2 separate regions of the Homo sapiens genome follow, and region 1 is linked to region 2. A link is a contact called in ENCODE Hi-C data. All regions are on one chromosome and are shown on one strand. Each heading gives the region's core, a stretch centred on a gene start or an enhancer-like site at or near the end of the contact. The rest is flanking DNA. Distances are from core to core; before and after follow the strand shown. Region 1 overlaps FRK (fyn related Src family tyrosine kinase). Region 2 has its middle 170 kb from the start of FRK.

The links. Hi-C counts contacts between places; a loop is a spot of excess contacts on that map. Pooled maps may share reads with other maps.
Region 1: a loop to region 2 is called in a pooled map, with 10 times the contacts of the local background. The contact joins two enhancer-like sites. A Hi-C loop is called at or near these places in 17 of 37 single-sample maps with no recorded cell type and 11 of 50 pooled maps.

Annotation. Positions count from the first base shown.
Region 1 is chr6:116,010,190-116,012,973 of GRCh38, reverse strand. All of the region lies in intron 1 of FRK (fyn related Src family tyrosine kinase), which reads left to right. Among named protein-coding and RNA genes, the nearest start is that of FRK, 49 kb to the left of the region's middle. Within about 2 kb of position 1,278, at least 9 of the 41 ENCODE cell types and tissues checked have a DNase peak (open chromatin) inside an H3K27ac peak, as active enhancers do.
Region 2 is chr6:115,890,008-115,893,102 of GRCh38, reverse strand. No RefSeq gene overlaps it. Among named protein-coding and RNA genes, the nearest start is that of FRK, 170 kb to the left of the region's middle. Within about 2 kb of position 1,807, at least 2 of the 41 ENCODE cell types and tissues checked have a DNase peak (open chromatin) inside an H3K27ac peak, as active enhancers do.

The DNA.
Region 1 (2,784 bases), core at 29-2,528, 120 kb before region 2:
TTACATGTGTACAGCCCTGATATGCTTGTGTTTTAAAGGACAGAAAAATCAATTTCATTTTTGATCTTTACATTCACATGAAAGTGTTCTCTTTGGGGGAAAAGAGAGAGGTCAGATTGAAATCTGTGGTCTAAGGCCAATTAACATTAGAAACTGTGTTGCAACTGGTCCATAGCAGATAAGCCTTCTCCCATAAACACTTTATACTGCAAGCTATGTGGCAAGCTCAAATAAAAGATTACACAAAAACACAGGCATTATCTAAAGTTCAATGTTCAGTATAAACCAGAAGACTATATAAAATGCCCAAATTGAAGTACAATGTATTAATGTTTCATCAACAAGTATTTATTTAACAGCTCCACAGGGCATGTGGCCAGTGCTTCATGCCACAGATATGTGAAGTTATCAGACTCTGTCCTTATGCTGGGGAGGTCTGTAGCTTCAAGTGTAAACAAAGAATAATCTAAACAAGAATTTAAAATGCATCGCTAGCTTTTGTATGCTACATATCAAAACAGAGGAGTAGTCACTGAATACTGTAGGAATTCTGAGCAGTCAAGTTTTAGTATTGCCAGTATAAGTAGTGATAGCAGTGTGAATTTAGCTAGAACAGAGGGCTGATATAGGGAGGATAAAGTTGAAGAAGTGGCTTGTGTCCAGATGGTGGAAGGCCTGAATTTCCAGGTTAATAGAGGTTTTACTCCATAAGCAAAATACCCCTTATTTATGTGTATGTGGGGAGATGATAAATCTAGTGGTGGTGGTGTGAGCAAGGGGGAGAGTCTGAGATAAATGCATGTAAAGCTTGTAGCAACAGTGCCTGCCTCCTTTTATGTGATCAGTAAATATAAATTGTTAATGTTAAAGAGAACAGGCAGTAAAATATTTCCATAATCCAAGAGGCGATGTTGAATTAGACAAGGGTTATGGTGAGGGAAATGGAAAGGAAGGAATGAATAACAAAATAATTGCGAGCATTATTTTTTTTCTTTGTCCTTATCATTCCATGTGAGTGGGAAAGAGTAGCAGGGCTAACTTCCTGGGAACCAAGGGGATACTGAGCCGAAGAAGGTTTTGTGGAAAGGGAGGGAAATAATTACCTTGACAGGAAGAACTCTCACAGAGATTTTCTTCATAGTGTTGTGGAAACACAGGTAGATGCAGGTGAGTCATACCGAACCATAATAGTTCAAGGGGCATGAATCAAGCCTTTCATTTAGATACCATAAATGACTAAATGTGGTTATGAGTGTGCCCTGCAAATTGAAGGTGTTTTGCCAATGTGGGTGACAGCGATGCCTGCCAAGTCACATTCATGAGGACAATAGGTGTTTTACCCATTATAACATGTGTAACTGTGATGAAAACATGAAAGACACTGCTAACCCTGAGCTCCCACAGGGAAATCATCCTAGCTTACTTTCCCTATGACTGGTTAGGCCAAGTTGATCGACCCAGTTTCCTTTCTGCATTTTCTGGAAGGATGTTTTTTTTTTTTCCTGGAACTAGTCTTAAGAGTTTATTTTTTTAGGATCTGTCTATAGTACTTGAAGGCTGACTGCCTTGGTCTTAAGGAGACATTATAAAAAGAAGTCATATGTTAACTTTTGTAAATCCTAGCCATCAGTTGCTGGGCATGAGTTTTCTCTTTAAAAAGTGTAAGAGGCAATTATCTTCATCTGATAAGAATTATGAGTTACCTAGGAACCTAGTTTGTACACGTCAGTGAGGCACAATAAGATTCTATTAGATGAAATGACAAAACCTTAATTGAGGTAACACATCTATTTACATGTTGATTTCCCTAAATTTTGATTAATATTTAAGATATTTATCTTATGTAAATGTTGATATTCATTTATACTGCAATTTTTTTTTTTAAGGCTCACTGCCTTTTTCATAAAATAAAGCACGTCCAGTTAATCACAGGACAGCTCTCCTTTCCCTTTTTGGATTAGTAAAATGGCCTACTGCCACCTGGTGGCAGCATGTCCTAGTCCAGAACAGCAGGCAGGACAGAAGAGTCACTTGGGATGAAACTGTTAATACAAACAAAGAAATAAGGTCATGCTCACATATTCACTCGTGTCCCAGCATGACCTCAAATCCAACATGCCTAAAACAAAATTGATAATATCTGCCTTCAATTAATTATCTTAAAATCTCTACTATTTATTGAGCATGAATGTGTCGAGACATAAAGCACTTTACATGCAGCATTCTTCTTAATCTTGAAACAAGGCTATAAGGAAATTATTATTATTCTCACTTACAAATGAGGAGATTGAGGCATAGAGAGGTTAAATAACTTCCTAATGAGATGCTGTCACTCTTAACTGTTATTATACTCTGCCTTCTGACATGTTGCAGGACATATTGTCCTTTAGTCATTCAGATTTGAAATCCTGGTGTCACATCGTCTCTTCCATCTGTTTCGCTGCTCATTCATAATCACTTGTTTTATATTCCTTTGGGATTTTTTCCTGTATCTATCAATTCTAAGTGCCAAAGTTTCTAGTCCAGACCTTTACAACATGTAAATTTTTGTAGCATGTTCCTGATTGACCTCTTTTAATTTTTTATATTTAAATACATTTTAAAGTAATCTACAACTACATGTTATTATAAACATCCAAATTATAGAGAAGAATGCAGAGTAAAAAGTGAAACTCCTCTGTCATTACTTTCATATTCTCTCACTAATCTCCAGGAAAGTAAGCACATATAATTTTTAGTTTGTGAATTTTTTTTTTTTTCGAGACAGAATCTCACTCTGTTGCC
Region 2 (3,095 bases), core at 558-3,057:
AGATTGTCAGGTTCCATGACAGATTCAGTCAGATGTATTTTCCAGTGGGGAAGATTTTTAGAACATGCCAAATCACACAATAAAGGCAATTGTCCCAGACTTAGGATTGAACTTTCAAAATAAATTATCTGAAGTCCATGACCTTAAACCCAAGTACCTGACCCCTGCACAAGAGCCAATAAATAACATCATTAACTCACAGTGCCGACTATATTCATGTTTCTTCCATGTCCCTTTGGGCTTGTCGCCCGCTCTGCTGTGGCTTACACAGAGCCTGTGATGATCACAGCCCTGGGTTTAGTTTCTTTGGTGTAAATCTCCTGAATTTTTCTTTCATTTTTTACATGTTCTCAATGTGGTGTCTTTTATTTTTTATTTTTAGAATAGAAATCCAAATAGCTCTAAAAACAGAACATCGTGGCTTCTCTTTTTTAAAAAGCCCGAGCAGAGAAAAAAGCCATTCTTTGACCTTATGACATCTTTTGAAAACATGTTTGTTACTAGAATTTTTTATCATGCTCCCTTTGAACTTTAAATTGACTATATGGAGATTTTAACTAAAACTCAGTAAAATATTGGAAGATTCACTTGGATGAAGTATAGTGTCTAAATATAAGATCATAGCCAGACAGTACAGGAATAGGTAAAGGAACAGGTAAAGAAAGGAAGTGAGGGGAATGCCAGAACTATCCAGAATAGAAGTTTTAACTGGCTTTTTTTGATCTGAAATTCCGCATGTTATTTTTGTAAGTACGAGACAATGTTAGGGTCTGGGATTCAGTCCCCTCTTTATAGGCCACCATACATCCCCAACTGTCCAGGAAAATCTCATTTTACACCCATTGCCCAAGAATCTTACTAGTTCCTCTTTCACTCTCAGAAGTATCTCAGTTTGGGCAACAAATTATATGGACCTGCTCTTTGCCACTAACAATGTTATACGTGAGTCCATTAATGCCTCTGGAATTAGGTAAATATACAGTACTGATTAAAATCAAAGAAGCAAAGTGAGCTATTCAGATGGCCAGGCATTATGCTCTTTTTATAGAAGGATAAACTCATAGCCTATGGGAAAAGGCCACATATTGTGTTGCTGGAAAGATTCAATATTATATCTGCAACATGAAGCATGCCTGTGTAGAATAATCTGACCTCATCATTCAGTGTATTCTTGGTGGACAGCCCGTAGCTCAGTGGTCTGTGCAAAGGATAATGATCAAGATCTTATCAGTAGAAAATGGAGAAATGCCTCAAAGGATACTACGGTCATTTTTTCACCCTGTGATTTTTTTTTATTACTCCATGTGTGCAAGTTTGCCTAATTAACCCACAAGGGCTGAACCTGTGATAAGTGAGTGGGACCACAGATGACACCTGATGCTTGGGGCCATCTGATTGATAAGAAATGTGTTTTAATCTGAATTCCTGACTGATCATTTTTTCCATTTTTAGCTTTCACAATAAAAAGTAGAACTCTCTTTTTAAATTTATCAAAATGGAAGTACAGCCAAACACTTTAAAGATAATATGTCTTTGAATAATGCTGTGAAAGAAGTTAATGAAAACAGCAGTCTTTGTCTAGTTTGATACCTTCTCTCCAACCCTTACTGGTCCTTAATGAATTCTGGTCCTCTCCCTCTTCTCCATTTATGGTTTCAAAGAGACACATGTTGGGCTTTTCTCTCTCTCAATTGCTTACTTATTAAAATCTTCTGGTGTATGTGTGACCTATATTTGTGAATGTCCTTAGATCATGTCTCACTGTGATGACACTCATCCTTCAGCCACATGAGTCAGGCATATGGGTGAGTAAGAAGGTTGTGGTTACTGCTTTGCTGGAAACACTTTCTTAGACTCACTTTATTTTTTTGCCATGAAACTAGAAACAAAATTGATACTTCATTTCAAAGAAACTCTACCTACCTCTCAGAATTTTCACTGCAAGTTTTCTTTCTTTCTTCCTTTTTTGAAGAGAGAAATATCTTCCCACTCTTTGTTTTCTTTTTTTAACTTCACTGTCACTGGAGTTCACATACATTGAAATTTAAGTTCTTTGCAATAATCTTAGTCACTGACTGTTTTCAGAAACAAACTACTTTTTGACACAGAGCTTCTGGTTATAGGAACAAGATTTTTAAAATAAATAACTTTAAAAATTGCTTGACTTAAATGTGTTTTAAGCAGATTTCATACTGTTTTCATGATAGATACTTTGTTTTCTTGAGTTATTCTGTCCATACTTCACAGTCTATGAATAGCTAGAATATATTTCTTTCCTTTCTTCTGCTTTTGTTCCACTTATTCATCTTAGTCCGTAATGGCTATAAAACCTGTGATTTAGCATTTTTCACGTATCCAAAAGTGTTTCAGGAATAGAAGGAGTAGAAGAAAAGAATAAATAAACGTGGGAAATATGGAGTGATACTAATTAACATGTGTTGCTTTAATGAAGGGCTGGCTAATGCACACTGAGAAACTCTAAGAAGTGGGGATTATTGCACAGTATTCCCTAGTATATTTGCTCGTGGGAATAGTATCCACTGGACATTTCTTTGGCTTTAAATATTTCATGGGAGCAGTGGCCCATGGAAGAGATTTAAGGAAGTGCTATTCTTGTCCTATTGAATGAAGACAGGTGTGGTTGCACATGTATGAATACCTCTGCAAGTATCAACATGCGGCAATGTGTGTCCATGAATGTGTATGTCTATCTGCGATTAAGGCCTGGCTGCGGGAGGCACTATTCTATCAACACTCTATCTGTATGTATGGATTGATGCCTGCATGGGGGATGTGCTGTGTCCGGAATTCGTGGGTCGGTCTCACTGACTTCAAGAATGAAGCCGCAGACCCTCGCGGTGAGTGTTACAGTTCTTAAAGGCGGCGTGTCCAGTCCAGAGTTTGTTCCTTCTGATGCTCCAATGTGTTTGGAGTTTCTTCCTTCTGGTGGGTTCGTGGTCTCGCTGGCTCAGGAGTGAAGCTGCAGAGCTTCACGGTGAGTGTTACAGCTGTTAAGGCAGCGCGTCTGGAGTTGTTTGTTCCTCCCGGTGGGTTCGTGGTCTCGCTGGTTTCAGGAGTGAAGCTGCAGACCTTCC